Linked DNA regions of Homo sapiens: region 1 is linked to region 2. A link is an interaction called in ENCODE POLR2A ChIA-PET data of the cell type or tissue named here. Cell type or tissue: HepG2. All regions are shown on one strand. Links, peaks and the distances in the headings refer to the core of each region. The heading gives the core; the rest is flanking DNA. Region 1 overlaps SESN2 (sestrin 2). Region 2 has its middle 17 kb from the start of MED18.

Region 1 (14,800 bases), core at 1,656-9,655, 56 kb after region 2:
TAAACTGAGACTAACAGAGGTGAAGTGACTCACCTAAAGTCATACAACAAATGGTAGAGCTGGAATTTGAACTCTGGCTCCAGTGCATAGGGTTTTAATCACTAGACCAATGTCAACAAGACTGTCAAAAGACTGACAATACCAAGTGTTGGCAAAGATGCAGAGCAACTGGAACTGGAGCTGGGTGCAGCGGCTCATCTCTGTAGCCCCAGCATTTTGGGAGGTCAAGGCAGGAGGATCACTGGAGCCCAAGAGGTCTAGACCAGTCTGGGCAACATAGGGAGACCCTCATCTCTACAAAAAATAAAAAATAAAAATAGCTGGGTATGTCCACATAAATAGCAGGTTTACTCATAATAGCCAAAATTGGAAACAACTCAAATGTCTATCAACTCATGAATGAATAAATGAATTGTAATATATCCATACAATAGTATTGTGCTCAGCAACAAAAAGGAATGAACTATGGATACACACGACAACATGAATTAGCTTCAAAAGCTTTATGGTAACGAAGAAGACAAACACAAAAGATTACACAATGAGGCCAGGTGTGGTGGCTCAGGCCTGTAATCCCAGCACTTTGGGAGGCCAAGGTGGGCGGATCACTTGAGCTAGGGAGGTTGAGGCTGCAGTGAGCCATGATCGTGCCACTGCACTCCAGCTTGGGCGGTGGAGTGAGACCCTGTCTCAAAAAATAAGAATAATAACAAATATTTGTTAATAGAAAATATTGCCATTTATATGTCATCATTTCTCAAGAAGTGATCACGTTATCTATGTACTTATTGTAAGTTTTTTAGGTATAATTTTTTTTTTTTTTTTGAGACAGAGTTTTGCTCTTATTGCCCAGGCTGGAGGGCAATGGCACAATCTCAGCTCACCGCAACTTCCGCCTTCTGGGTTTAAGTTATTCTCCTGCCTCAGCCTCCTGAGTGGCTGGGATTACAGGCATGTGCCACCACGCCCGGCTAATTTTTTTTTTTTTTTTTTTTTTTTTTTTTTTTTTTTTTGAGACGGAGTCTCGCTCTGTCGCCCAGGCCGGACTGCGGACTGCAGTGGCGCAATCTCGGCTCACTGCAAGCTCCGCTTCCCGGGTTCACGCCATTCTCCTGCCTCAGCCTCCCGAGTAGCTGGGACTACAGGCGCCTGCCACCGCGCCCGGCTAATTTTTTGTATTTTTAGTAGAGACGGGGTTTCACCTTGTTAGCCAGGCTGGTCTCGAACTCCCAACCTCAGGTGATCCACCCACCTTGGCCTCCCAAAGTGTGGTATAATTTTTTTTTTTTTTTTGAGATGGAGTTTCGCTGTTGTTGCCCAGGCTGGAGTGCAATGACACGATCTTGGCTCACCACAACTTCCGCCTCCTGGGTTCAAGCGATTTCTCCTGGCTCAGCCTCCCAAGTAGCTGGGATTACAGGCATGTGCCACCACACCCGGCTAATTTTATATTTTTAGTAGAGACAGGGTTTCTCCATGTTGGTCAGGCTAGTCTCAAATTCCGACTGTGATCCACCTGCCTCGGCCTCCCAAAGTGCGGTATAATTTTTTTGAAATGGAATCCTGCAACATTGCCCAGGCTTTTCTGGAACTCCTGGGGTCAGCTTCAGTTTTCCCACCTCAGCTTCCTGAGTAGTTGGGATTGCAGATGTAAACCACCACACCCGATGTGTAGGTATAATTTTTATTAATGGTCAAACTCTCTTCAGTAAATGTGTAAATTATGATTATTATAGTTCTTTTCTTCAATAGGTTACTGTCAATTTATCTAATGACCTCTGCATTCATTAGCAAACACTCCACAATGACAATATTGTCTTAAGACTAGTGAATTAATACATTTTGTTGCATTATGTTTGTGTTCTAAACTTAAAAGCTAATTTTTGAATGCAAAACTTTGTCATCTGCTAAAGAATTAAATGGATTAAGAATAACAACAAAAACAAAAACAAAACTAATTTGTAATAACAGAAAGCTGATAGTGGGTGCCTGGGGCCAGAAAGCAGGATGGGATATTCACTGCAAAGGAGCACAAGGAAATTAGATTTGGATGGTAGTTGCATAGGCGTATGCTTTTCTCAAAACTCATGGAAATGTCTGCATTTAAAATGAGTGCGTTTTGGCCGGGCACGGTGGCTCGCGCCTTTTATCCCAGCACTTTGGGAAGCTGAGGCGGGCGGATTGCCTGAGCTCAGGAGTTTGAAACCAGCCTGGGCAACATGGTATAACCCCGGCTCTACTAACAATACAAAAAATTAGCCAGACGTGGTGGCGGTCGCCTGTTAATCCCAGCTACTAGGGAGGCTGAGGCAGGAGAATCGCTTGAACTCGGGAGGCAGAGGTTGCAGTGAGCCAAGATCATGCCACTGCCCTCCAGCCTGGGTGACAGAGTGAGACTGTCTCAAAAAAAAAAAAAAAAGTGTGCATTTTATTATATGCAGATTCTACTGTATAAATTTGGTTTGAAAGGAAAAAATAAATTGCGGCAGGGAAATGCAGATTGGAGGAAGATATCAATGTGAAACAGGAAAAGAGGCTTAGAGGGTTCTTCTTTGGTTGGTCAGTGACTTTGGCTCTGAGATTTGTTTCCCCAAATTCTTACCCAGGAGCACCGGAGGCCCAGCTGAAATGCCACCACTTCTAGGAAACTTCCCTGGCTTCCCCAGCCCACAGTGTCTTCTGGGAAGAATGTTCATTCTGCATATTAATATTTAAAAATTCCTTCATCGGCAGGGTGCAGTGGCTCACGCCTGTAATCTCAGCACTTTGGGAGGCCAAGGCGGGTGGATCACTTGAGATCAGGAGTTCAAGACCAGTCTGGCCAACATGGGGAAACCCCATCTCTACTAAAAATATAAAATTAGTGGAGCATAGTGGCGCACACCTGTAATCCCAGCTACTTGGGAGGCTGAAGCTTGAGAATTGCTTGAACCTGGGAGGCGGAGGCTGCAGTGAGAGGAGATCGTGCCACTCCAGCCTTGGCGACAGAATGAGACCCTGTCTCAAAAACAAACAAACCTCCTCCATAAGTGAGTGCATTTCAGTTTATTAAATGCTTTCAGCCTATTATTTCAGCTGATTCTTTAAAAAAAAATTTATTATTATTTTTTAATTTACCACAACATGTCAGTCAACTCAGCTGATTCTTAACCACTGATCAGGTCAAAGATTCTCCCCATTTTAGAGATGGGGAAACTAACATTTTCCTTCAGGGAAAGAAGTGACTTGTTTACATCTTAAAGCCACAAATTAAGACAGTGCCTGGACTAGTACCTGGGCCTGCAGTGCTCCTTCCCTTGGAAGGCAGTGGAAGGGTGGGTGGAAAGAGCACTTTCTGGAGAGTTTAGAACTCCTGCTCATTTGCTTGGGACATGTCTGGGCAATGTTAATATTGCTAGACCTCAGCTTTCATAGCTAAAAATTGGTAAAATCCTCACTTTGCCTATGTCTCAGGATTGTGGTTAGGATTGCCTAGAACAGTCTTGGCTCATAAATAAGTGATTAAAAAAAAATATATATATATATAGGCCAGGCGCAGTGGCTCACGCCTGTAATCCCAGCACTTTGGGAGGCCAAGATGGGCGGATCACAAGGTCAGGAGATCGAGACCATCCTGGCTAACAAGGTGAAACCCCGTCTCTACTAAAAATACAAAAAATTAGCCAGGCGTGGTGGCAGGCGCCTGTAGTCCCAGCTACTAGGGAGGCTGAGGCAGGAGAATGGCATGAACCCGGGAGGTGGAGCTTGCAGTGAGCTGAGATAGTGCTACTGCACTCCAGCCTGGGCGACAGAGCAAGACTCCATCTCAAAAAAAAAAAAATATATATATATATATATATTTATATTTATATATGTATGTGTATATTTAGATATTGAGACATGGTCTCACTCCATCACTCAGGCTGGAGTGCAGTGGTGCAATCACAGCTCACTGCAGCCTCGACCTCCCAGGCTCAAGCGATCCTCCCACCTCAGCCCCCCAAGTAGCTGGGACTACAGGTACGTGCCTCCACCTCCAGCTAATTTTTCTATTTTTTGTAGAGTCTGGGTCTCATTCAAGACCAGGGGCTGGTCTTGAACCCCTGGGCTCAAGCGATCCTCCCACCTCAGCCTACCAAAGTGCTGGGATTACCAGTGTGAGCCACTCCACTCTGCCGCCAAAATATTTAATGACTCCTTGAACCTAAAATAAACGGGAAGAAAAAAAATGTAATGAAAACAACAAACATTTATTGAGCACTTATGCTAGCATATGGTAGACATTGGGATACAACGGTGAACATGGAGACAGGCAGGAAACAATAAAGATTATGAAACGTGTTGAAGAGAAAAGAAATGGGAAGGGGCAGGGTGAGGCTGAGAAACAGGGGTCAGGTCCGAACTCTCTGATGAGACGATGTTAAAGGTGAAACTGCAGGTTTAGAAAGAGCTTGTCTGGAGAAGAGCATTCCAGGTTGTGGGAATTCTATACTATCTTTTATCTCACAACTCCCATTTCATAGATGAGGAACCTGTGGCTTTGAATCTAAGAAAATGGTACTGACTCTGTCTTCTGCTGAAAAGAAGAACTTAACTAAACAGGCACTTTATAATCATTTTCTCTTTCTCTTTTTAAAGCCTGGCCTATGGAATCCAACATTTTCTCATTTGATTCTGACAATTTTTTTTTTTTTTAAGGCAGAGTCTCACTCTGTCTCCCAGGGCGGAGTGCAATGGTGCCATCTCAGCTCACTGCAACCTCCACCTCCCAAGTTCAAGCTATTCTCCCACCTCAGACTCCCAAGTAGCTGGGACTACAGGTGCCTGCCACCAAGTCCAGCTAATTTTTGTATTTTTAATAGAAACGGGGGTTTCACCATGTTGACCAGGCTGGTCTCAAACTCCTGACCTCAAGTGATCCACCTGCCTTAGCCTGCCAAAGTGCTGGGATTACAGGCATGAGCCACCGTGCCCAGCAATAATTTTTTTTTATGTAGATGGTAATGTTCCCATTTTATAGATGAAGAAATTAAAGGAAGTTACCAAGAGCCATACGGGTACTTGATCTTGTTTATTTAAATTCTGCCTCATTCCAGATGGCTTTGCACTCAGATTTGAGCCTCATTTGTCTGGTTCCAAAGTCCAAGCTCTTTCCCCGACACCAGACTGGTGCTGAGTATCTGAGAGCTGGCCATTTAACAGACAACCAGGCAGGGAGAGACAGCCAGAGCAGAGGCCATGTCCACAGCAGCAGGAGGCTATTGTTTCTTAAGCACTGCCACCTGGGCCCAGAACTAGCCCAGGTATCCTGGTGGATACAAGCATGTATTCCACACCTATTTCTTCAACCCCTGCTACATGTCAGGCCCTGTGCTAGGCTCTGGAGATAAATGCAGTAGAGAACATACCAGACAAAAATCCCTGCCTTCCTGGGACCCCCAATTGAATGGGGAGATGACGAAGCCACACAAATGATTATAATTTTAGAAAAAAAAATGCCTCAGAAAACAGAAGCACTTTGTAAGGGTTAAAGAAGGAAGATGGATCCTCTGGGTGGTGTTTGGGATCCACTTTAAAATGGAAATAATAGGCTGAGCACGGTGGCTCACACCTGTAATCCCAGCACTTTGGGAGGCTGAGGTGGGTGGATCGCTTGAGCTCAGGAGTTCTAGACCAGCCTGGGCAACATGGTGAAACCTGGTCTCTGCTAAAAATACAAAAATTAGCCGGGGGTGGTGGCACGTGCTTGTAATCCCAGCTACTCGGGAGGCTGAGGAAGGAGAATGGCTTGAGCCTGGAAGGCAGAGGTTGCAGTGAGCCAAGATTGCGCCACTGCACTCCAGCGTGGGTGAAAGGGCAAGACTCCATCTCAAAAAAAAAAAAAAAAAAAAAGGCCAAGTGCGATGGCTCATGCCTGTAATCCCAGCACTTTGGGAGGCCGGGGTGGGTGCATCTCACAAGGTCGGGAGTTCAAGACCAGCCTGGCCAACATAGTGAAATTCCATCTCTACTAAAAATATAAAAATTAGCCGGGCCTGGTGGCAGGCGCCTGTAGCCCCAGCTACTCGAGAGGCTGAGACAGGAGAATCACTTGAACGCGGGAGGCAGAGGTTGCAGTGAGCCGAGATCGCACCACTGCACTCCAGCCTGGGCGACAGAGCGAGCGAAACTCCATCTTAAAAAAAAAAAAAAAAAAAAGGCCAGGCCTGTAATCCCAGCAATTTGGGAGGCTGAGGCAGGCGGATTACCTTAGGTCGGGAGTTCGAGACCAGCCTGACCAACATGGAGAAACCCATCTCTACTAAAAATACAAAATTAGCTGGGTGTGTTGGCACATGCCTGTAATCCCAGCTACTTGTGAGGTTGAGGCAGAAGAATCGCTTGAACCCAGGAGGCAGAGGTGGCGGTGAGCCGAGATTGTGCCATTACACTCCAGTGTGGGCAACAAGAGCGAAACTCCGTCTCAAAAAAAAAAAAAAAGAAAAAAAATGCTGGGCGTGATGGCTCATGCCTGTAATCCCAGCACTTTGGGAGGCCGAGTTGGGCAGATCACCTGAGGTCAGAAGTTTCAAGACCTGCCTGGCCAACATGGCGAAACCCCATCTCTACTGAGATACAAAAAATAGCTGGGCGTGGTGGTGGGCGTCTGTAATCCTGGTTACTTGGGAAGCTGAGGCAGGAGAATTGCTTGAACCTGGGAGGTGGAGGTTGCCGAGATCACTCCACTGCACTCCAGCCTGGGCAGCAAAGCAAGACTCCATCTGGGAAAAAAAAAAAAGGAGCTAATAGTGGGCTCTACTATCTAGTGCGGCAGTGAAAATTAAATAAGATCCTGCCGGGCTGGGTGTGGTGCCTCACGCCTGTAATCTCAGCACTTTGGGAGGAGAAAGCAGGAGGATTGCTTGAGCACAGGAGTTCAAGATCAGCCTGGGCAACATAGCAAGACCAACGTCTCTGCAAAAAATAAAATAAAAAATTAGCCAGGCATGGTAATTTGCACCTGTAATCCCAGCTACTTGGAGGCTAAGGCAGGAGGATGGCTTGAGCCCAGGAGGTCGAGGCTACGGTGAGCTGTGATGGTGCCACTGAGAGAGACCCTGTCTCAAAAAAAAAAAACTAAAACAAAAACGAAAAACATGCCTGTGATGTACTTCATGGGCTACTTGGCACAAAGAAGTTCCTAAATAAGCCTTACTACTTTCTCCACTCTTTCTTCTAATAAATACAAACTATTTTGTAATAAACAGCAAAATTTCCTTTGAAGACTTCCCATTGCCCATAGGGTAAAGTCCAAAATTCCTGATGTACCCTGTGAGGTCCTGCTAGATCTGCCCTGGGGCTTTCTTCTCAGCCTCAGCCTTTCTTATGTTCTCCCAGCTCCTTCTGTCCCTACAAGGCTGCCTTCTCCTTCCTGCTTCAAATCCTTTCCCCATGCTGTTTCCTCTGCCAGAAGTTATCTTTGCTCCATGCTCTTTTCTCCCCTCTCATCCTTGGCCGATCCTTTCTTATCCTTCAAGTCCAGGGTAGGCTGTACTTTCTCATAGCTCCCTGTGCTCTTTCTTTCCCCAGGGCTTATCACAAGAATTTGTGTGACGAGCTGGACGTGGTGGCTCACGCCTGTAATCCCAGCACTCTGGGAGGCCAAGGCAGGCAGATCACTTGAGGTCACGATCAACCTGGCCAATATGGTGAAACCCTGCCTCTACTAAAAATACAAAAAGCTAGCCGGGCGTGGTGGCACACGCCTGTAATCCCAGCTATTCAGGAGGCTGAGGTGGGAGGATCGCTTGAACCCAGGAGGCAGAGGTTGCAGTGAGAAGAGATTGTGCCACTGCCCTCAAGCCTAGGTGACAGAGTGAGACTTCATCTCAAAAAAAGAAAAAAAAGAATTTGTGTGATGTTCATTTTTCCCACTGGGGTTTATAGGCCCATGAGGACCACAGCTGTCTGTCTTATTCACTGCTGTACTGCCAGCATGAGCAGGGGCTGGGACACAATAAAGTACTTGATAATGTTGGCATGAACAAAGAAAAGAGCTTCCTGCTGGGCGCAGTGGCTCATGCCTGTAATTCCAGCACTTTGGGAGGCCGAGGTGGGTGGACCACGAGGTCAGGCATTCGAGACCAGCCTGGCCAACATGGTGAAACCCTGTCTCTACTAAAAATACAAAAATTAGCCGGGCGTGGTGGCACACGCCTGTAATCCTAGCTACTCGGGAGGCTGAGGCAGGAGAATTGCTTGAACCTGGGAGGCGGAGATTGCAGTGAGCCGAGATCATGCCACTGCACTCCAGTCTGGGTGACAGAGCAAGACTCTGTCTCAAAAAAAAAAAAAAAAAAAAAAGGGAAAGAAAAAGAAAAGAGGTTCCTTCTTGAAATGTGAGTTTGGAAACTCAGAAATGGGACAGAACTCAAAGCTCCCCACCACCACTCCAAATATAATCCAACTGTGAGGTCAGAGGTGATTCAAACATGGGCGGAAGGAATTTCTGCTGCCATCACCAGCTGAGACATGGTTTTTCTCAGGACCAGGCACATTGCACAGAGGTAGACTTGAGAGAAGATGTTGAACTCAGGCAATACTTAACCTCCCCAGAGAGGGGAATTGACTTGTCCAAGGTCTCCAGCCATTGGAGTGAGAACCTATTCTGGCCACTACAGCTGTTGCCTCTAGCCTCAGGCAGGGCAAGTCAAAGCAGGAAGTTGTAGGACTGTGGCACAGGGTGGTGACAGACTATGAAGAGGATCTGAAGGTTCAGGCTTGTGAGACCTCAGGTAGGTCATTTCCCCACTCTGGTCCTTATTTTAACCATCTGTAATAAGAGAGTGTTTTAAGTACTCTTTTAAGGAGACTGAGATGGAGATTTGCCTACAGAGGGTTTACTGGGGAATCATATTACAGGACAGTGAGAAGCATAACTGGGCAGAAGTTGGGCTGCAATGCTGCTGCAATGGAGGATTCATCTGATCCTAAGGGGTACAATAAAGCTGGGATAATCCTTCAGAGTTGTTTCAAATGGAGGCTGAGGGTCCGGGCCTCTGTACTCTTCTCTCCCATCAACCAGTCATTGGAGGCAGACTGCTGGAAGGAGGCGTAACCATGAGCTAAGTGGCTCCCTTCAACTCAGGATAGTGGCCAGAGAGAGACTCAGCTGAAATTCTTCAGCAACTTGATGGAGTGGGAGATGTGGGAAAACGAGTGCCATAGTCTGGGTAGCACATGACAGCATCCACTACAGAGGAATATGAATGAGCAGTTTTCGAACTCTGTTCCATGGAGCCCTGAGATTTCAAGAAGGTGCTTCAGTGCATGGGAAATTGCTGTTCTTGGATGTGTTGGAGCTTCTGCAAAAGTCCAACATATTTCCTTGGAAGAAAAGGCTCTCCTGCTAGGTGGTGAATGCCCTCACAGCACCTCATATTTTCCCTTTGAGGTGCCAATCAAAATTGTAATTTAAATAATTTGTCCAGGCATGGTGGTTCACGCCTGTAATCCCAGCACTTTGGGAGGCTGAAGCAGGTGGATACCTGAGGTCGGGAGTTTGAGACCAGCCTGGCCAACATAGTAAAACCCCGTCTCTACTAAAAATACAAAAATTAGCCAGGCATGGTAGCGCATGTCTGTAATCCCAGCTACTCAGGAGGCTGAAGCAGGAGAATCGCTTGAACCCAGGAGACGGAGGCTGCAGTGAGCCAAGATCACACCACTGCACTCCAGCCTGGCTGACAGAGTGAGACTCCATCTCAAAAAAATTAAAAAAAAAAATAAAAAATAATTAGTTGCATAACGGTCTAAGGTCTGTCTCTTTCACTTGACAGTAAATCCCAAGAAAGCAGGAACCATGTCTGTCTCCTTCACTGCTAAGTCTCCAGGACATGTGACACATTAGAACCATAACATCTGTTCAAAGAACTCATACCAAGGAAGCTATTAAAGATGCAGATTGCTGAGCTCTGCCTCCAACCACTGGTTCTCTAATGAGATTCTAAGGCACAAAACAGTCTGTGAACTACTTCTCTAATCCACCTGCTCTAGGGCTCTGGTGAATGTTTGCAACCTGCTGGAGGAGACTCACTTGGCTTTTTTTTTTTTGGTCGGGGAGAGAAGGAGTTTCACTCTTGTTACCCAGGCTGGAGTGCAATGGCGCGATCCCGGCTCACTGCAACCTCTGCCTCGCAGGTTCAAGCGATTCTCCTCTTTCAGCCTCCTGAAATAGCTGGGATTACAGGCATGCACCACCACATCCGGCTAATTTTTGAATTTTTGGTAGAGACAGGGTTTCACCATGTTGGTCAGGCTGGTCTCAAATTCCTGACCTCAGGTGATCCACCTGCCTTGGCTTCCCAAAGTGTTGGGATTACAGGCTTGAGCCACCATGCCCAGCCCCGGCTCCTTTTTCTACTCACTCTCACCAGTTCTCAAATCAAGCATGGTTCCAAAAGACAAAAGAATTAGCTGGGCGCAGTGTTGGGCGCCTGTAATCCCAGCTACTCAGGAGGTAAGGCAGGAGAATCACTTGAACCTGGGAGGCAGAGGTTGCAGTGAGCCAAGATCGCACCATTGCACTCCAGCCTGCGCGACAGAGTGTGACTCTGTCTAAAAACAAAAACAAAAACAAAAACAAACAAGCAAACAAAAAAAAAGAAAAAGAATTGAGCTACCGACAACCTTCTGCAAATTCCAACCTGGGTAGATGTGCACAGGTCTTGAGTTGCAGGCTACAGAAGTCTAAAATAGATTCATTAGATCCAGTCTGAAGCTGAGTTTTCAACTCCATTTGCAAATTTAACATGATTTTAAAAATATTTATTTATTTATTAGACAGAGTTTCATTCTGTCACCCAGGCTGGAGTGCAATGGCGCTGGGATTACGGGCGCCCACCACGACACCTGGCTAATTTTTGTATTTTGAGTAGAGACGGGGTTTCACCATGTTGGTCAGGCTGGTTTTGAATTCCTGACCTCAAATGATCCGCCTGCCTCGGCCTCCCAAAGTGCTGGGATTATGGGTGTCAGCCATCAGGTCCAGCCTAATAAACATGATTTTTTTTTTCTTTTTTTTGAGAGGAGTCTCCCTTTGTCGCCCAGGCTGGAGTGCAGTGGCGCAATCTTGGCTCACTGCAAGCTCCGCCTCCTGGGTTCACGCCATTCTCCTGCCTACAGGCTGGGACTGTAGTCCAGCCTACGTGGCATGCATTGAGTGTGACTGTTGCCAAATGTTTTCAAATTTAATCTCGCAATCTTCGCAACAACCGTGTGAGGAAAGGGTCTGTTCCCATTCTATAGATGTGGAAATGGAACCTCAAATGAGAATCTGGGGAACACCAATTTAACAGACAGACCCAAATTCAAATTCCAGCTTTGACATTTAATATCAGTCTGATCATGAGCAAGTTGCTTCAATACTCCCTCCTCAATTTCCTTATCTGTGGGATGGAATTAATACCTAAGGTTACAGGAGGGTTGTGAGGATTAAATAATACTGGGTAGCTGGGATTACAGGTGCCCGCCACCACGCCCGGCTAATTTTTTTTTTTTTTTTTTTTTTTTTTTTTTGTATTTTCAGTACAGTTGGGGTTTCACCGTGTTAGCCAGGATGGTCTGGATCTCCTGACCTCGTGATCCACCCGCCTTGGCCTCCCAAAGTGCTGGGATTACAGGCGTAAGCCACCGTGCCCAGCCATTATTTTTTTTTAAATGCATATTGAGGATTTAGGCACTTTGGAGACAAAAATAATGCAATACAGGGTTGGGCATGGTGGCTCATACCTGTAATCCCAGCACTTTGGGAGGCTGAGGCGGGCAGATCGCTTGAGCCCAGGAGTTCAAGACCACCCTCGGTAACATGGCAAAGGAGTTCAAGACCACCCTTGGCAACATGGGGAGGCTGGGGCAGGAGAATCACTTGAACCTGGGGAGGTTGCTGTGAACCGAGATCACACCAATGCACTCCAGCTCCATCTCAAAAAGAAAAAAAAAAAAGCAATACAAAGAACTCTGGAATCAGAATGAGAAGGATTCAAATTCTACCTCAGTCGCATGAGCTTGGGCAAATTTCTGAATCCTGAACAGCTTGCGAATGCTAGATGCCAGGTACCTGAACTGTGCTAGGTGGTTTTTATGCATTATTTAATCCTCACAACCCTCTTGTAACCTTAGGTATTAATTCCATCCCATAGATAAGGAAATTGAGGAGGGAGTATTGAAGCAACTTGCTCATGATCGGACAGACATTAAATGTCAAAGCTGGAATTTGAATTTGGGTCTGTCTGTTAAATTGGTGTTCCCCAGATTCTCATTTGAGGTTCCATTTCCACATCTATAGGATGGGAACAGACCCTTTCCTCACAGGGTTGTTGTGAAGATTGGGAGATTAAATTTGAAAACATTTGGCAACAGTCACACTCAATGCATGCCACATAGGCTGGGCGCAGTGGCTCATGCCTGTAATCCCAGCACTTTGGGAGGCTGAGGCACGTGGATCACTTGAGCTCAGGAGTTCCAGACCAGCTTGGCCAACATGGTGAAATCCTGTCTCTACTAAAAATACCGAAATTGGCCGGGCGTGATGGTATGTGCCTGTAATCCCAGCTACTAGGAAGGCTGAGGTGGGAGAATTGCTAGAACCTGGGAGATGGAGGTTGCAGTTGAGCCGAGATTGTGACACTGCACTCCAGCCTGGGTGACAGAGCGAGACTCCATCTCAAACAAACACCCAATGCATGCCAACTGGAAAAGAAATGGAAAACTTTTATCCCCATTTCTATGGCTGAGGAAACTTGAGGCACAGGGAAATTAATCAATCTCCCCAGCGATATAGTGAGTGGCTCAATCAGAACCAGAATCCAGGTTTTGTACTCCAAGTGTGATTCACTTTCTCCCACACCCTCTCAAATGACTCTAGAGGAAGGGGAAGTGTATAGGAATCCTGCGAAAATGAACAGATACCTCAAGGGGAAGGGGAACACAAAGTCCACTAGGGGAGGCTGCCTGGAAGAGACCTAGTGTTCTGACAGCGGTATTTATAGGAAGTAGGAAGCCCGCGGGAGTGGTCTTAGCTCTTACATGATGTGGTTTTCCTGGTAAGCTAACTAGTTCCTGGTACCCAGAGAAGTTAAGAAGCTTGACCAAGGTCACACAGCCATAAACGGCACTGGCACAGCTTGGGGGTTGCACCTCTTTGTTCCTGGCGTTGTCTCCTTGGTGCTGGAGGCGGTAGGATGAGAAGCAGGTAATCATAATGTGGTGGGGTTGGGGACACAAGGGGGTCCTTCCAGATTCAAACAGCCTCTTTGTCACAGGGGAAGTCCAGTAGTGGGCAAAACAGCAAGGTAAAATGTCAAGGCCTCAGGGTCAAGCAGAGCAGGGGGGAATCCTGGCTCCCCCACCGATTAGCCATGTGGCCTCAACAACGTCAGTTCACCCGTCTCAATTCTCCTACAGGATTGCTGCAAATTCAGAGGAATGGTCTCCAAGTACCCAGCCCATGGCCAGGCTTAGAAAAACACCATGGTCATTATTACTCCACAGTGCCAGGGCAGCCGCAGAAGGGTGACAGGACTGGATGTCCAAGGGACAAGTAGACTTTCAGTGCCAACAGTCCCAACCTACAATCACTGGGCACAAGTTCTCGGCAGGGCAGGGGCTATCAGGTCAGGCCCATGATGCAATCACAGCTCTCTGCCTATGCTACAAGGTGAACCATGACCTTCAGGAAATTGAAAGAACAGCCCATAAAAAGGGAGTATGAAACAAAACCTCAGCGAACGTTTATTTCTCATCATATGGAACTGGTAGCAAAGCCAAAGATTTCTGCACTTGAACACTGGATACCACTCCCTACCCACCCAGTGAACATTTACAGTCATCACATGCCCTCTAGAACCCAGATCCCCATGCCGGGGCCTCTTCTCTCCTGCACACCTTCTTGCAGGGAGGGCTTTCAGGCCGGAAGGGGGTGCCGGTTGCTTCTCCGCGCCTGCACGGGTATTTAATGTGGCACACTGGCCAGGCTCCTCTCCTGCCCCGCCCAGCAGCAGCACGGCCCTTGCCTTTCTTCAGTGCCCTCCAAACTGGTCAGAGAGGAGGCACAGACTGCTAGAAGAAGGGCAAGAGAAGTCGTAATTCACAGTCATTTGCTACAGAAAGTGCCTGGAATCGGTCCTTGGCTGCTTCTGCCTGGAAGCAACCCACTTAAGCCCCAGGAGAGGGGACAGATGAGATACTGGGATGGGGGTGGGAGTCCTCAGAAGGCACCCAGGAGACACTGGCTGCAGAAATGGGGTCCCTGATCTTGCAAGAAAATCCGCTTGCTGTTGGCAGGTTGGCCTGAGAATCCCAGGGGCAGCTTCAGACATTGTGGGGACTCAGACCCACCCTCTCAGTCTGCAGCTGTGGCAGTCAGAGGTTTGGCAATGTAGCCATGGTCACCTGGCCATGGCCCAGGGGCAGGGTCCAAACAAGAACCCTGGTGCCTCCCGCCCCTCCTGCTGAGCCATGGTGCCACCTAAGCCATCTAGAAAGGCTCAACTTTTTGGGAGACATCTGCGGCAGGGCCACTGGAGGCAGGAGAGTGGGGTGCTGGCCTCTGCGAGGCAGGTGCAGCTCTGGGAGAACAGAATTCTCCCTCTCCTCCTCCTCTCACACACTGTGGCTCCAGGTTGGAACCTCAAGCATAAAGGACCAAAATAAAGAGGATTTATAATCTAATACTCCCTCCTCTTCAGAAGGCAATGTGACCAGCAAAGGCTCAAACTCTCTAGAGATAATCTGCTTTTTTTTTTTTTATGTACTTGGCCTCTCTCCTGACGCCTCACACCAT
Region 2 (17,105 bases), core at 4,122-12,121:
GCAGTTGGAAGGCACTATTCTCACAATAACTTCATTAAATAGATTCTATTATTATTCCCTTCTCACAGATAAGAAAACTGAAACTCAGAGATTAAGTAACTGACCCACTAGGTGATATTGAAGCCAGGATGTAAGCCTCTATCTACCTAGACTAGAGCTCATTCTTTTAGTTGCTAAACCAGATATTTCTATTAGTTTGCCCTTTCTTTCTAAGGATCATGTGAGTGGAATGGGATTATTAATTGAGATGTCTGCAATGCAGGAAGTTGAAATCGTGGCTTACAAACTATGCAAGCATGTCTGTGTCATTGTTGTCTGTAAATTTTGCAATGACAGCTATTTAGTGACACAGCTCTTGTGCTAATGTCTGAATGGATATTCATTTCAATTTAATATGATTCAACAGCTATGTACTGAGTGCCTACTACGTGCCAGGCATGATGCCAGGCATGGTGCCAGGCCTTGTCAGTTACCAAGATGATGAGACAAGTTCCTAGGTACTAGGCTAAAGATCGTGTTAATCACTAACAATTTTTAAAAAATAAATAACAAAGCCATAACCCTAGCAGTTGGAAACTGTAGGTAACTTATTGCAATAGCTATAGGTTTGAGCATCAACCATGTGCCAAGCACTGCATGAAGTACCTTAATGAAAATTTAAATGGTCATGATCGGCCGGGCATGATGGCTCAAGCCTGTAATTCCAGCACTTTGGGAGGCTGAGGCAGGCAGATCACCTGGGGTCAGGAGTTTTGAGACCAGCCTGGCCAACATGGTGAAAGCCTGTCTCCACTAAAAATACGGAAAAAAAAATAAAAAAGCTGGGCGTGGTGGCATGTGCCTGTAGTCCTAGCTGCTCAGGAGGCTGAGGCAGGAGAATTGCTTGAGCCTAGGAGGCGGAGGTTGCAGTGAGCTGAGATTGCACCACTATACCCCAGCCTGGGCAACAGAGAGTCTCCCATCTAAAAAAAAAAAGATCATGATCATAGCTAAAAATTAAAAGTGCTTACTCTGAGCTCTGTGTTAAGCAGTTTACATTATTATCTCCTTTAACTCTCATGTTCATTCCAAAAGGCTGATATCATAGTTTAATTATATTATTATTTCTCATTTTACAGGTAAGGAAATGAGCTTTGGAGATTTCATCTACTTTTTTCTTTTTTTTTCTGAGATGGAGTCTTGCTCCATAGCCCAGAGCTGGAGTGCAATGGCGCAATCTTGGCTCACTGCAACCTCCACCTCCCGGGTTCAAGCAATTCTCCTGCCTCAGCCTCCTGAGTAGCTGGGATTACAGGCATGCGCCATCATGCCCGGCTGATTTTGTATTTTAAGTAGAGACAGAGTTTCACCATGTTGGCCAGGCTGGTCTTGAACTCCTGACCTCTGGTGATCCGCCCGCCTCGGCCTCCCAAAGTGCTGGGATGACAGGCGTGAGCTACCACGCCCAGCCACTTCATCTGCTTTTACCTGGGCCAAATGGCCATTCTTCTGTTCAAATCTGTTTAAAAGCATGGACTGTGCCACACACCCAGTATCCATCCAAAAACAAGGACTGCACCCTAAATTCCAAATACCAGAGACTGAAATTTTCAGCCTTGCTAAGGGAACACCTCGGTCTTTGAACCTTTATTGTGTTTTGTACAGGGCATTCTCTGTACTAGTTTGTTGTGATTATAAAACACTTAGCAAAATTTAAAAAAGGAAGAAAGAAACTTGTAGGAAATTGAGACAATGCAGAGAGAAAGCTTTTTCTTAATTTATTTTAATTAAATATTTATTTATGGCCGGGCGCAGTGGCTCACGCCTGTAATCCCAGCACTTTGGGAGGCTGAGGGAGGCTAATCACTTGAGGTCAGGAGTTCAAGACTAGCCTTGTCAACATGGTGAAACCCCGTCTCCACTAAAAAATACAAAAATTAGCCGGGCATGGTGGTGGTCACCTGTAATCCCAGCTACTCGGGAGGCTGAGGCAGGAGAATCGCTTGAACCCAGGAGGCAGAGGTTTCAGTGAGCCAAAATCGCACTACTGCACTCCAGCCTGGCAACAGAGACTGTCTAAAAAAAAAAGTTGAGGAGATATCATAAAATAATTTAAAATATTTTCCACAAATTTCCAGATTGAAAGGGCCCACTGTGTGCCTAGCACAATGAATGAGAATAAACCTATATCATGACTCACCACTGACATGTCAGGACCTGCAGACAAAGACAAGATTCTATCAGTTTCCAAACAGAAAAGATACAAGTCCCACATAGCAGATCAGAGATCAGAATGGCTTTAGACCTCTCAATGGCAACACTTGAAGTAAAAGAAGGGAGGAATGCCTTCAAAATTCCGAAAGGTGATGATTTCCAACCTAGGATTCTGTACCTTGTTAAAACATTAACATCAGCCGGGCACGGTGGCTCACGCCTGTAATCCCAGCACTTTGGGAGGCCAAGGCGGGCGGATCACAAGGTCAGGAGATTGAGACCATCCTGGCTAACACGGTGAAACCCCGTCTCTACTAAAAATACAAAAAATTAGCCGGGCGTCGTGGCCGGCGCCTGTAGTCCCAGCTACTCAGGAGGCTGAGGCAGGAGAATGGCGTCAACCTGGGAGGCGGAGCTTGCAGTGAGCCGAGATGGCGCCACTGCACTCCAGCCTGGGCTAGAGTGCGAGACTCAAAAAAAAAAAAAAAAAAAAAAAAAAAAAATTAACACCATCGTTCAAACATGTGGGTAAAGACATAATCAGATATACAAGATCTAAACATTTTTACCTCTGATGCATCATTTCACAAGAAACTACTGGCAGATATGGTCTACCAAAACCGGAGGGCAAACAAAGATACAGTTCAGGTAACTTTAGATAAAATTCTGGAAACAGGAAATGGGAAAGTCAATACAGGAGAAAAGCAAAAGGAATCCTCAAGAGGAGGGAGGGGCTGGGTGTAGTGACTCATGCCTGTAATCCCAGCACTTTGGGAGGCGGAGGTGGGTGGATCACGAGGTCAGGAGCTCGAGACCATCCTAGCTAACAAGGTGTAACCCCATCTCTACTAAAAATACAAAAAATTAGCTGGGCATGGTGGCATGTGCCTGTAGTCCCACCTACTTGGGAGGCTGAGGCAGGAGAATCGCTTGAACCCGGGAGGTGGATGTTGCAGTGAGCTGAGATCATGCCACTGCACTCCAACCTGGGTGACAGAGCGAGACTCTGTCTCAAACAAACTAAAAAGGCCGGGCGCGGTGGCTCACGCCTGTAATCCCAGCACTTTAGGAGGCGGAGGCGGGTGGATCATGAGGTCAGGAGTTCGAGACCAGTCTGGCCAAGATGGTGAAACCCCGTCTCTACTAAAAATACAAAAATTAGCCAGGTGCTGTGGTGGCCGCCTGTAATCTGAGCTACTCGGGCAGGAAAATCGCTTGAACCCAGGAGGTGGAGGTTGCAGTGAGCCAAGAGTGCGCCACTGCACTCTAGTCTGGGCAACAGAGCAAGACTTCCATCTCAAAAAAAAAAAGGTAGTAATACTACAACTTCTGGTCTAGCGCAACCGTTGCCATCCACTCGCCACACCAATATCCTCCCCGCAGGAGGCCACTAGGATAATCTAGGGTCTCCAAAAGAAGATGGGCTTCCTGGTATTGAGAGGAGGAAAATGTTATACTTTAAAAAGGAAGCAAAGACATCACAAGCAAATGTAACATGTTGACCTTGAGTGGATCCTGACTCAAACAAACCATAAAAAGACATTTTTAGGCCAACAGTGGTGGCTCACGCCTGTAATCCCAGCACTGTGGGAGGCTGAGGCAGGCGGATAACCTGAGGTTGGGAGTTCAAGACCAGCCTGACCAACATCGAGAAACCCCATCTCTACTAAAGATACAAAACATTAGCTGGGGATGGTGGCACATGCCTGTAATCCCAGCTACTACTACTTGGGAGGCTGAGGCAGGAGAATCGCTTGAACCCGGGAGGCAGAGATTGTGGTGAGCCGAAATCTTCCCATTGTACTCCAGCCTGGGCAATAAGAGCTAAACTCTGTCTCGAAAAAAAAAATACATTTTTGAGGCAATTATGGAACTGCGAATAATAATTGGGTATCATGTGATATTAGGAAACTGTTGGCCAGATGAGGTGGCTCATGCTTGTAATCCCAGAATTTGGGGAGGCTGAGGAGGGAGGATCGCTGGAGCCCAGGAGTTCGAAACCAGCTTGGTCAACAAAGCCAGACCCTGTCTCTACAGAAAAATTTAAATACTAGTTGGCATGGTGGCATGCACCTGTAGTTCCAACTACTCGAGAGGCTGAAGTGGAAGGATTGCTTGGGCCCAGTTTCCTAATATCACATGATACCCAATTATTATTCACAGTTCCATAATTGCCTCAAAAATGTATTTTTTTTTTCGAGACAGAGTTTAGCTCTTATTGCTCAGGCTGGAGTACAATGGGAAGATCTCGGCTCACCGCAACCTCTGCCTCCCGGGTTCAAGCGATTCTCCTGCCTCAGCCTCCCAAGTAGTAGTAGCTGGGATTACAGGCATGTGCCACCATCCCCAGCTAATTTTTTGTATCTTTAGTAGAGATGGGGTTTCTCAATGTTGGTCAGGCTGGTCTTGAACTCCCAGCCTCAGGAGGTAGAGGCTACAGTAAGCCATGATCACACCACTGCACTCCAGCCTGGGCCAGAGAGTAGGACCCTGTCTCAACCCTCTTCCGCAAAAACATACAAAGAAACAAAACTCATAGCCGGGCGCGGTGGCTCACACCTGTAATCCCAGCACTTTGGGAGGCCGAGGTGGGCAGATCACCTGAGGTCAGGAGTTCGAGACCAGCCTCAACATGGAGAAACCCCATCTCTACTAAAAATACAAAAAATTAGCTGGGCGTGGTGGTGCATGCCTGTAATCCCAGCTACTCGGGAGGCTGAGGCAGGAAAATTGTTTGAACCTGGGAGGCGGAGGTTGCGGGGAGCCGAGATCGTGCCATTGCACTCCAGCCTGGGCAACAAGAGCAAAACTCTGTCTCAAAAAAAAAAAAAGAAACAAAACTTATAAAAAAGCGATATGAACAAAAATTAAATTATGCATAATCCCACTACCTATTAACCATTTTTGTATCTCTTTCTAGTAGACACATGTGTCACTATGTTGCCCAGGCTGGTTTTGAACTCCTTGGGCTCAAGTGATCCTCTTGCCTCAGCCTCCCAAGTAGCTGGGATTATATGCATGATACATTAAGTTTTTCTACAATAACACTTTAAATAGTTGCATGGTTTTCGCTATGTAAATTGTTTCCTATCATTACTGTAGGATATATTGATTCCTTCTAAATTTTTTTATTATTGTTTTATTTTTGAGACAGGGTCTCACTGTTGTCCAGGCTGGAGTGCAGTGGCATGATCTCGGCTCACTGCAACCTCTTCCTAGGCTCAAGAGATCCTCCTACCTCAGCCTCCCAAGTAGCTGGGACTACAGGCACATACCACCATGCCTGGCTATTTTTTGTAATTTTTGGGTAGAGACAGGGTTTTGCTATGTTGCCCAGGCTGGTCTCAAACTCCTGGGCTCAAGCAATCCACTCACCTCAGCCTTTCAAAATGCTGGGATTATAGACATGAGCCACCACATCTGGCCTTTTTTTTTTTGTACAGATGGGGCCTTGCTATGTTGCTGGCCTTGAATTCCTGGGCTGAAGCTATCCTCCTAACTTAGCCTCCCAAAGTGCTGGGATCACAGGTGTGAACCACCGTGCCTGGCCTGCAGCTTTAATTAATTAATTTACTTATTTATTTAAGAGTGAGACAAAGTCTCACTCTGTTGCCCGGGCTGGAGTGCAGTGGCACCATCGTGGCTCACTGCAACCTCCACCTCCCGGGTTCAAGCGATTTCTGGCTAATTTTTGTATTTTTAGTAGAGACTGGGTTTCACTGTGCTGGCCAGGCTGGTCTTGAACTCCTGACCTGAAGTGATCCGCCCTCCTCGGCCTCCCAAAGTGCTAAGATTACAGGTGTGAGCCAAGGCGCCTGGCCTGCAGCTTTAATTTAAATTCTAGAAGTTGAGGAGATGGCTGGGCTCAAGTCACAAAGAAAGCATCTCCAATTTGGGGGCTAAGTGGAGTTGTTTAAAAATGGAAACTGCTATGGGAAGCATGCAGGAGTGATGCAGGGTACAGGCTTGTATGTGTCTTTCCAATGACTATGTTGAGTTATTGTCCACCTGGAGTGCTGGCTGGCTGGCCCCATTTCAGCTGCAGCGGGACTGTTGATTAACCTCACTGAGGTAATCTCATGGGGAAGAATTCAGCGCTGGGTCTCCATGCCTGGTTAGTTTCAAGATCAGCCCCTGGAATGAACTTTTTTCTTTTTTTTTTTTTTTTTGAGATGGAGTCTCGCTCTGTTGCCCAGGCTGGAGTGCAGTGGCATGATCTCAGCTCACTGTAACCTCTGCCTCCTGGGTTCAAGCGATTCTCCTGCCTCAACCTCATGAGTAGCTGGGATTACAGGTGCCCGCCACCACCACGCCTGGCTAATTTTTGTATTTTTAGTAGAGACAGGGTTTCACCATGTTGGTCAGGCTGGTCTTGAACTCCTGACCTTGTGATCCACCCACCTTGGCCTCCCAAAGTGCTGGGATTACAGGCATGAGCCACTGCACCCGGTCAGCCCCTGGAATTTCTAAATGAACATATACTCAGATAGGTGTGCATGGTACAACAAAGTGTCAGGTGGGAAAGGGAGGGAAGATAATTCTAAAATAGGTTTCAAGGCTACATCTTAAAATTAAGAAGGAAGGCCAGGTGCAGTGGCTCATACCTATAATCCCAGCACTTTGGGAGGCCGAGGTGGGTGGATCACCTGAGGTCAGGAGTTTGAGACGAGCATGGCCAACATGGTGAAACCCCGTCACTACTAAAAATACAAAAATTAACCAGGCATGGTAGTGGCTGCCTGTAATCCCAGTTACTCGGGAGGCTAAGGCAGGAGAATCACTTGAACCTGGGAGGCACAGGTTGCAGTGAGCAGAGATCACGCTATTGCACTCTAGCCTGGGCAACAAGATCGAAATGCGGTCTCAAAAAAAAAAAAAAAAAAAGATTAAGAAGGAAAGGAGGAGAAAAAAACAAAATACATTTTAAGGCTGAGATACTCAGTTAAAATAATAATAATTTTAATGGCTGCATAATATTCCATCAAATGGGTTTGCCAAAATTTATTTAACTGCTTCTCTCTCTTTTTTTTTGTTTTTGTTTTTTTTGAGACGGAGTCTCACTCTGTCGCCCAGGCTGGAGTGCAGTGGCATGATCTCGGCTCACTGCAACTTCTGCTCCCCAGGTTTAAGCAATTCTCTGCCTCAGCCTCCTGAGTAGCTGGGATTACAGGCACGTGCCACCATGCCCAGCTAATTTTTTGTATTTTTAGTAGAGACGGGGTTTCACCATCTTGGCCAGGCTGGTCTTGAACTCCTGACCTTGTGATCCACCCACCTTGGCCTCCCAAAGTGCTGGGATTACAGGTGTGAGCCACCGCGCCCGGCCAAATGCTTCTCTGTTTCAAGATTTTTATTACTAAGAAATATAAGTGGCTGGGCGTGGTGGCTCAGGCCTGTAATCCCAGCACTTTTTGGGAGGCCGAAGCGGGCGGATCACCTGAGGTAGGAGTTGAAGACCAGCCTCGCCAACGTGGTGAAACCTGGTCTCTACTAAAAATACAGAAAAATTAGCTGGGCGTGGTGGCAGGCACCTGTAATCCAAGCTACTCAGGAGGCTGAGGCAAGAGAATTACTTGAACCCGGGACGTGGAGATTGCAGGGAGCCGAGATCACGCCACTGCCCTTCAGCCTGGGCAACAAAAGCGAAACTGCATCTAAAAAAACAAAAAAAAACCCCATTTTAGGGCCAGGCATGGTGGCTTATGCCTATAATCCTAGCATTTTGGAAGGCTGAGGTGGGAGGATCACTTGAGGCCAGGGTTCAAGATCAGCCTGGCCAACCTAGCAAGAGTAATGGGTATACTTTTTTTCTTCAAGAAATACCATACCTAAAATAGTACCGTAAACCTATTTTGAAATCAATTTGTTTGACATCTCCCCAACCCACCCCAAAAATCCAATGATTACTTGAACAATGCTAAAGTGTTCATTTATCAAAATAAATACTTTGAAGGAAACTACTTATTTAAATGTTTATCTTCTGATATATTTGTTTGTTTTTCTAAATTAGTCTTGTCAGTTCATATTCATACCACGGAGGACAAACACAGAAACAATTATAGTCAACTTGACGAAAGGCCAGTGTGATGACTCACATCCTGTCTCTGCCTCTAGAGTTAAATGTTGGTTCTTTATCCTTGGGCCCCATATTTGATCTGTCAAGAAACTGTTGGCTGGGAACTCCTGAGGTCAGGAGTTCGAGACCAGCCTGGCCAACATAGGGAAACCCCATCTCTACTAAAAATACAAAAAATTAGCTGGCCATGGTGGCTGGCGCATGTAATCCCAGCTACTTGGGAGGCTGAGGCAGGAGAATCGCTTGAACCTGGGAGGCAGAGGTTGCAGTGAGCCGAGATCGCACCACTGCACTCCAGCCTGGGTGACAGTGCAAGACTCCGTCTCAAAAAAAAAAAAAAAGAAACTGTCATTGCCTAAAAGCATCCTGGGGATCCTTTCTCATTTGAAAAAAGAGGAGATCACTTTTCAAAGGAGATGGAGAAGGCTGACTCCTCCTTCACACTCATATACTGGCCACAGGGGCTAACAAGCATGGCACAGGCAAGGTGGAAAATCCCAGACATCCTTACTCCCCTACTAAAGCAACACTCTTTCTCTGTTTTATGTTTTCTTTGTGTGTGTTGTTGTTGTTATTGTTTGAAATGGAGTCTCACTCTGTTACCCATGCTAGAGTGCAGTGGCGACATCTTGGCTCACTGCAACCTCAACCTACTGAGCCCAGGTGATTCTCCCACCTCAGCCTCCCGAGTAGCTGGGATTACAGGTGTGTACCACCATGCCCCCCTAATTTTTGTATTTTTTTGTAGAGACAGGGTCTTGCTACGTTGCTCAGGCTGGTCTCAAACTCCTGACCTCAAATGATCCATCTGCCTTGGCCTTCCAAAGTGCTGGGATTACAGGTGTGAGCCACTTATTAACGTTTTGAAATATTTACTTTCATACCATTATATCTATGTACATGTACTATAAAAAAGTAGCATATTAACATACTATTTTAAAGCTTTTCTTACAATAATTACAATTTATATGTATATAATGTTTACTCTAGGCCAGGTACTATCCCAAATGTTATTACATATAATAACTCATTTAAACCCCATGATAACACTATAAAGAAGGCACTATTAGTATCCCATTTAATGATAAGGACACTAAGGCAGAGGAGTTAAGTAATTTACCTTAGGCCACACAGTTAATAAGTTAACTATCTGGGATATTTTTCCATTAAATTCATTTCTACAAATTCTTTTTGTATAGCTGTATCTTATTATATGGATGTGCAGTTTCATTTAATTATTCCATTCCCTTTTATTAGACATCAAGATTATTTCCGCTAAGCATGGTGGTGCACGCCTATAACCCCAGCACTTTGGGAGTCTGAGGAGGGAGGATTGTTTGAGCCCTGGAGGTCAAGGCTGCAGTGAGCCATGTTGGCACCACTGTATTCTAGCCTGGGCAACAGAGCGAGACCCTGTCTCAAAAAAATAAATAAATAAAAAATGGAAAATTATTTCCATTTTTTGCTAAATCACACACATCACTAAGATAAGCATCCTTATACTAAACCTTTGTGAAAATTCTTAATTATTTTCTTAGGCTAAATGAGCTTAAGAAGAGTTGGCATTGATTTTTATTTCCTCCAAAAATGTACTCCTTTCTCCATGTTCTCCGTGACCTTAAATGTTGTAAATTTTAACATTTTTGCCTAGAGCAACTTTTTTTTTTTCTGTGACGGAGTCTCGCTCTGTTGCCCAGGCTGGAGTGCAGTGGCGCCATCTCGGCTCACTGCAAGCTCCGCCTCCTGGGTTCACGCCATTCTCCTGCCTCAGTTTCCCGAGTAGCTGGGACTACAGGCACCTGCAACCATGCCCGGCTAATTTTTTGTATTTTTATTAGAGGCAGGGTTTCACCGTGTTAGCCAGGACGGTCTCAATCTCCTGACCTTGTGATCCACCTGCCTTGGCCTCCCAAAGTGCTGGGATTACAGGTGTGAGCCACCGCACCCGGCTACCTAGAGCAACTTTTTAAAATTTGTTTTTTCAGTTCTGAGAAATAAATTAGAGTACTAAAGCGTGAATGGCTTCTTCAGAGTGAAAAAGCCACAGCTGGCCAGGCACAGTGGCTCACACCTGTAATCCTAGCACTTTGGGAGGCCAAAGCAGGCAGATCGCTTGAGCCCAGGAGTTCAAGACCAGCCTGGCCAACGAGGCGAAACCCTGTCTAAAAATTTTATCTAAAAATACAAAATATTTAGCTGAGCATGGTGGTACATTCCCAGCTACTTGGGAAGCTGAGGTATGAGAATCGCTTGAGGCACGAGAATTGCTTGGGAGGCAGAGGTTGCAGTGAGCCGAGATTGTGCCACTACTCTCCAGCCTGGGTGACAGAGTGAGACTCTGTCTCAAAAATAAAATAAAATAAAATAAAATAAAAAAATAAGCCAGGCATGGTGGCTCACGCCTGTAATTCCAGCACTTTGGGAGGCCGAGGGGGGTGGATCACCTGAGATCAGTGGTTTGAGACCAGCCTGGCCAACATGGTGAAACCCTGTCTCTACTAAAAATACAAAAAAATTAGCTGGGTGTGGTGGCGCATGCCTGTAATCCCAGCTACTTGGGAGGCTGAGGCAGGAGAATCGCTTGAATCTGGGAGGTGGAGGTTGCAATCAGCTGAGATTGCGCCACTGCACTCCAGCCTGGGCAACAGAGAGAGACTCTGTCTCAAAAAAAAAAAAAAAAAAAAGGAGAAAGCCATGGTCAAAAAGCTACCCCCTTTCCACAATTTCCTCCTGCTTACTACAGATGCTGAGCCTCATGGCGTACATACCACCTCATTGAAGAGGAATGTTAACCTGGGACAAACCAGCTTACACAGGCAAGATTCTTTTGGTCTCCAAGTCAGCATTCACAAGTTCACTCACTCATTCACTCAACAAATATTTGAAAGGTCAATTATATGAGTAGTACTAAGCTAGGTAGGGGTTATGGGGTTCATAGAAATAAAAAGTATTTAGAACACTGCTAAATAAAACATTTAACACAGTGCCTGGCATAAATATTTATTTATTGATCAATTATTATGTCCCAGGCACTGTGCTAAATGAGTAGATTATCTCATTTAATCTCTACAACAATCTCTAGGAACAGTCTATGATCATATGCATTTTGCAGACAAGAAAACTAAGGCTTACGGAGGTTTACCCAGCTTGAACAACATACATGCAGTGGAGTTTAGATTTAAACCTAAGATTCCAAAGTTTGTGCTCTTAATCATTATGCTATACTACAAAACACAGCTCCTCTCCTTAGGAAGCATACAGTCTTGCTAATAATACTAAAATTGGGCCGGGCATGGTGGCTCATGCCTGTAATCCCAGCACTTTGAGAGGCCAAGGTGAGCAGATCACTTGAGGTTGGGAGTTCGAGACCAGCCTGACCAACATGGAGAAAGCCCGTCTCTACTAAAAATACAAAATTAGCCAGGCATGGTGGTGCATGCCTGTAATCCCAGCTACTCGGGAGGCTGAGGCAGGAGAATCCCTTGAACCTGGGAGGTGGAGGTTGCAGTGAGCCAAGATAATGCCATTGCACTCCAACCTGGGCAACAAGAGTGAAATTCCATCTCAAAAGACAAAAATTAAAAATAAAAAATAATAAAGTCAGATAGTAATATGAAAAAAAAGGCCGGGCACGGTGGCTCACGCCTGTAATCTCAGCACTTTGGGAGGCCAAGGCGGGTGGATCACAAGGTCAGGAGATCGAGACCATCCTGGCTAACAAGGTGAAACCCCACCTCTACTAAAAATACAAAAAATTAGCCGGGCATGGTGGCAGGCTCCCAGCTACTCGGGAGGCTGAGGCAGGAGAATGGCGTGAACCCGGTAGGCAGAGGTTGCAGTGAGCCGAGATCGCGCCACTGCACTCCAGCGTGGGTGACAGAGTGAGACTCCATCTCGAAAAAAAAAAAAAAAAAAGAAAAAAAATAAAGAGGCTGGGTGCGGTGGCTCATGCCTGTAATCCCAGAACTTTGGGAGGCTGGGACAAGTGGATTGCTTGAGGTCAGGAGTTCGAGGCCAGCCTGGCCAACACAGTGAAACCCCAACTCTACTAAAAATATAAAAATTAGCTGGGCATGGTAGTACACGCCTGTAATCCCAGCTACTTGGGGGGCTGAGGCAGGAGAATCGCTTGAACCCGGGAGGCGGAGGTTGTAGTGAGTCCAGATGGTGCCACTGCACTCCAGCCTGGGCAAGAGAGTGAGACTCTGTCTCAATAAAAAAGAAAAAAAAAAGATAAAGGGATAGAGAGTAGAGAATGACAGAGAATGAGTTTGCTACTTAATTCTGGATGGTCAGGGAAGCTTCTCTGACATTTTAGCAGAGACCTAAAAGGTGAAGAAAGCCAGCCACACTGAATTCTGGGCAGGAAATGTTCCATGAAAAGATGTTGGTTCTCTTCCAAATTAATCAATACATATTCAATGAAATTCCAATAAAATTCCAGTAGTAATGTTGAGAATCTACAACTTACTCTAAAATGAATATGAAAGAATAAAGGCCTATGAAAACCCAGTCTATATTTGTGTTGTTGTTGAGACAGGGTCTCAATGTGTCACCCAGGCTGGAATGTAGTGATCTCATCACAGCTCACTGCAACCTCAACCGCCCAAGCTCCAGAGATCCTCCTACCTCAGCCTCCCACATAGCTGGAACCACAGGTGCATGCCATCACACCTGGCTAATTCAAAAAAAATTTTTTTGGAGAGATAAGTTCTTGCTATGTTGCCCAGGCTGGTCTTGAATTCCTGGCCTCAAGTGATCCTCTTGCCCCGGCCTCCCAAAGTACTAGGATTATAAGCATGAGCCATCATGCCTGGATGCTAGATCTATTTTCTTTTCTTTATTATTATTTTTTGAAATATTACTACACTATAAGTCTATTTTAGAGGACAAAAAGGTAAGGGTACCTGCCCTATTGGTAGAAATGGCTCTACTATAAAGCCATAACAATAAAAACATTGTGTTGCGGGCACTGAAACAAAGAAATAAAAAATGAAATAGAATGGAGAGCTTAAAAATAAAGTATATACGAGGAAACCTAATATGTAACAACGGTAGCATCAGAAAGCACTGAAAATTGTTTTTCAGATGGTGGTAGAAAAACTAATTCACTGCAAGGAGAAGAAAGCTGGATTTTTACTTGAAACCACCTAGAAGATAGACTCCAGATGGATTAAAGACCTAAATGTGAAAGTTAAAACTATAAAGCTAAGAAGGAAAATCTGTTCCCTAAGGGTAAATGAAGACTTCCTACACAAAATTCTATGCCGGGCGCTGTGGCTCATGCCTCTAATCCTAGCACTTTGGGAGACTGAGGCGGGAGGATTGCCTGAGCTCAGGAGTTCGAGACCAGCCTGATCAACATAGTAAAACCCTGTCTCTACTAAAAGTAAAAAAATTTAACTGGGCGTGGTGGCATGCACGTATAGTCCCAGCTACTCAGGAGGCTGAGGCATGAGAATTGCTTGAACCCGGGAGGCAGAGGTTGCAGTGAGCTGAGATCCTACCACTTCACTCCAGCCTGGGCAAAAGAGTAAGACTCTGTCTCAAAAAGAAAAACTAAGGAACAAGATTCCAAACCATAATATAGTCAAAATTTAGGATCTCTGCTTAATTAATGACATCACAGATAAAGTTAACAGAAAGGTGACAGACTGAGAGAAGATATTTGCAATGTTTTAAGCAAAGGATTAATATCTAGAATATACAAAGGTTCTGCAGATCAATACCATTGAAAATAAAATATAAAAAATGGGCAAAGAATATAGATACCTTAGTTTCACATACTAAAAAAGTCTATATACTGTTACATACAAAGAAAGAAATGAAAAGATTCAAATGTAATTATAACCAGAGACAAGCAAATCAAAACAACCAAGAGCTGCCATTTTACATCCATCAAACTGGAAAAAACTAGAAAGACGGGTCATGCCACATCACACCAACTGGTGAGGATGTGGCTATGAGTTCTTGTTCACTAGCAATAGGAAAGTAAATGTTACAGACATTCTGAAAAGTAACCTGCAATAGTTGGCAAATGTGAGCATGCTCATAGCTATACAGCCCAGGGGATTTTTTTTTCTTTTTTTTTTTTGAGACAGAGTTTTGCTCTTGTTACCCAGGCTGGAGTGCAATGGAGTGATCTCGGCTCACCGCAGCCTCTGCCTCCAGGGTTCAAGCGATTCTCCTGCTTCAGCCTCCTGAGTAGCTGGGATTACAGGCATGCGCCACCACATCTGGCTAACTGCATTTTTAGCAGAAACGGGGTTTCTCCATGTTAGTCAGGCTGATCTCGAACTCCCGACCTCAGGTAATCTGCCCACCTCGGCCTCCCAAAGTGCTGGGATTACAGGAGTGAGCCACTGAGCCCAGTCTTTTTTTTTTTTTTGAGATGAGGTCTCTTTCTGTTGCCCAGGTTGGAGTGCAGTGGCGCAATCTCAGCTCACTGCAGCCTCCGCCTCCACCTCCCAGATTCAAGCAATTCTCCCACCTCAGCCTCTCGAGTAGCTTGGATTACAGGGGCATGCCACATGCCCGGCAATTTTTTGCATCTTTAGTAGATATAGGGTTTCACCATGGTGGCCAGGCTGGTCTTGAACTTCTGACCTCAGTTGATCCACCCACCTCGGCCGCCTGAAGTGCTGGGATTACAGGCATGAGCCACCGCGCCCAGTCATCCAGGGGAATTTTTATAACAATCTACGAATTTGCTTATTTTAGCATTTTTTATGGTAGTGAAGAGTTGCAGGCAATCTCAGGTGTTTTTGTTTTTGTTTTTGTTTTTTTTGAGACAGAGTCTCGCTTTATCGGCCAGGCTGGATTGCAGTGGCACAATCTCAGCTCACTGCAACCTGTCTCCTGGGCTCAAGCAATTCTCCTGCCTCAGTCTCCTAAAGAGCTGGGATTACAGGCGTGTGCCACCATGCCCAGCTAATTTTTATATTTTTAGTGGAGATGGGGTTTCACCATGTTGGCCAGGCTGGTCTCAAACTCCTGACAGGTAATCTGCCTGCCTCGGCCTCCCAAAGTGCTGGGATTACAGACATGAGCCACTGTGCCCAGCCAGGTTTGTTTTCTATTGTTGTTGTTGTTTTTAATAGATACAGGGTCTCGCTGTCCCTGAGGCTGGAGTGCAATGACACCATAATAGCTCTGCAGCCTCAACCTCCTGGGCTCAAATGATCTTCCTGCCTCAGCCTCCCAAGTGGCTAGGACTACAGGCCTGTGCCACCATGCCAAGCTTAAAAAAATTTTTTTTTTAGAGATGGGGTCTCACTATGTTGTCCAGGCTGGTCTCAAATTCCTGGCCTCAGGCAATCCTTTCACCTGAGCTTCCCAAAGTGCTGGGATTATAGGCATGAACTACGCACCCAGCAGCAATCTAGGTTTCTATGATATAAAGGGACTAAATGAATAAAACATGGTGGATACACAGTGATTACGTGTCTAGATTGTGGAGATGATCTGCCTGATTTGAAATTCAGGCTCCACCACTTACTAGTTCTGACTTTGGACAACAGAAAAAAGAAATTTGAAGTTGGTTGTAGTGGCTCATGCCTGTAATCCCACCATTTTGGGAGGCCAAGGCAGGCGGACTGTTTGAGCCCAGAAATTTTAGACCAGCCTGGGCAACGTGGTGAAACCCTATCTCTACAAAAAAATGCAATAATTAGCCAGGTGTGGTGGTGCATGCCTGTAGTCCCAGCTACCTGGGAAGCTGAGGTTGGAAGACCACCTGAGCCTGGGATGTCGAGGCTGCAGTGAGCTGTGATTGTGCCACTGCGCTCCAGTCTAGGCAACAGAGTGAGAAGACTATCTGAAAAAAAAAAAAAAATTGAGAAACCTCTCTGTATAACCTCATCTATAAAATGGAAATAATAACAACTCACAACCCTCATACAGTTGTTATGAGAAGTACATGAGTTGAAACATTTAAAGTACCTGTCATGGCTGGGTGCGATGGCTCAAGTCTGTAATTCCAGCACTGTGGGAGGCCAAGGCAGGTGGATCACCCAAGGTCAGGAGATCAAGACCATCCTGGCTAACATGGTGAAACCTCATCTCTACTAAAAATACAAAAATTAGCTGGGCATGGTGGTGGCCGCCTGTAATCCCAGCTACTCGGGAGGCTGAGGCAGGAGAATCGCTTGAACCCGGGAGGCAGAGGTTGCAGTGAGCTGCGATTGCATCATTGCACTCCAGCCTGGCAACAAGAGCAAAACTCCCTCTCAAAAAAAAAAAAAAAAAATCAAAATTAGCTGGGCGTGGTAGCACATGCCTGTAATCCTAGCTATCCAGGAGGCTGAGGTAGGGGCATCGCTTGAACCCGGGAGAAGGAGGTTGCAGTGAGCCGAGATGGCACCACTGCACTCCACCCTGGGTGACAGAGCAAGACTCTGTCTCAAAAAATAAATGAATTAATAAATAATAAAAATAAAGTACCTGTCATGGAGCAAACACTATTTAAACACTAATACTTTTATTAGTATGAAAGCATATGCAAGTTGGAAGTTATGAGTTAGATTTACATAGAGTAACAAGTACATATCAGGCCAGGCACAGTGGCTCATGTCTGTAATCCCAGCATTTTGGGAGGCTGAGGCAGGCAGATCACTTGAGTTCAGAAGTTCGAGACCAGCCTGGCCAACATGGTGAAACCCCCTCTCTACTAAAAATACAAAAATTAGCTGGAAATCACCTGAACCCAGGAGGCGGAGGTTGCAGTGAGCTGAGATCATGCCATTGCACTCCAGCCTGGGCGACAGAGCAAGACTCTGTCTCAAAAAAATAAATAAATAAAAGCTCTATTGTTACACAGCTTATAAAAGCAAAAAAA

What was found. Peaks named below come from ENCODE experiments on the same cell type or tissue, not always from the same donor. Only the 100,000 strongest peaks of a DNase experiment are listed, where the experiment ranks them.
Region 1: POLR2A ChIA-PET joins it to region 2 with 5 read pairs; 8 of 35 experiments call an interaction of 5 or more read pairs at or near these places.

Annotation. Positions count from the first base shown.
Region 1 is chr1:28,281,416-28,296,215 of GRCh38, reverse strand. SESN2 (sestrin 2) reads right to left here. Exons shown (of 10, transcript NM_031459.5): 10 at 13,725-14,800. Among named protein-coding and RNA genes, the nearest start is that of SESN2, 29 kb to the right of the region's middle. RefSeq lists an enhancer at 5,314-6,308. In HepG2, for the core only: no CTCF peak of the experiment used is centred there; a DNase peak (open chromatin) is centred at 5,145.
Region 2 is chr1:28,337,562-28,354,666 of GRCh38, reverse strand. No RefSeq gene overlaps it. Among named protein-coding and RNA genes, the nearest start is that of MED18, 17 kb to the right of the region's middle. In HepG2, for the core only: no CTCF peak of the experiment used is centred there; DNase peaks (open chromatin) are centred at 8,276 and 11,066.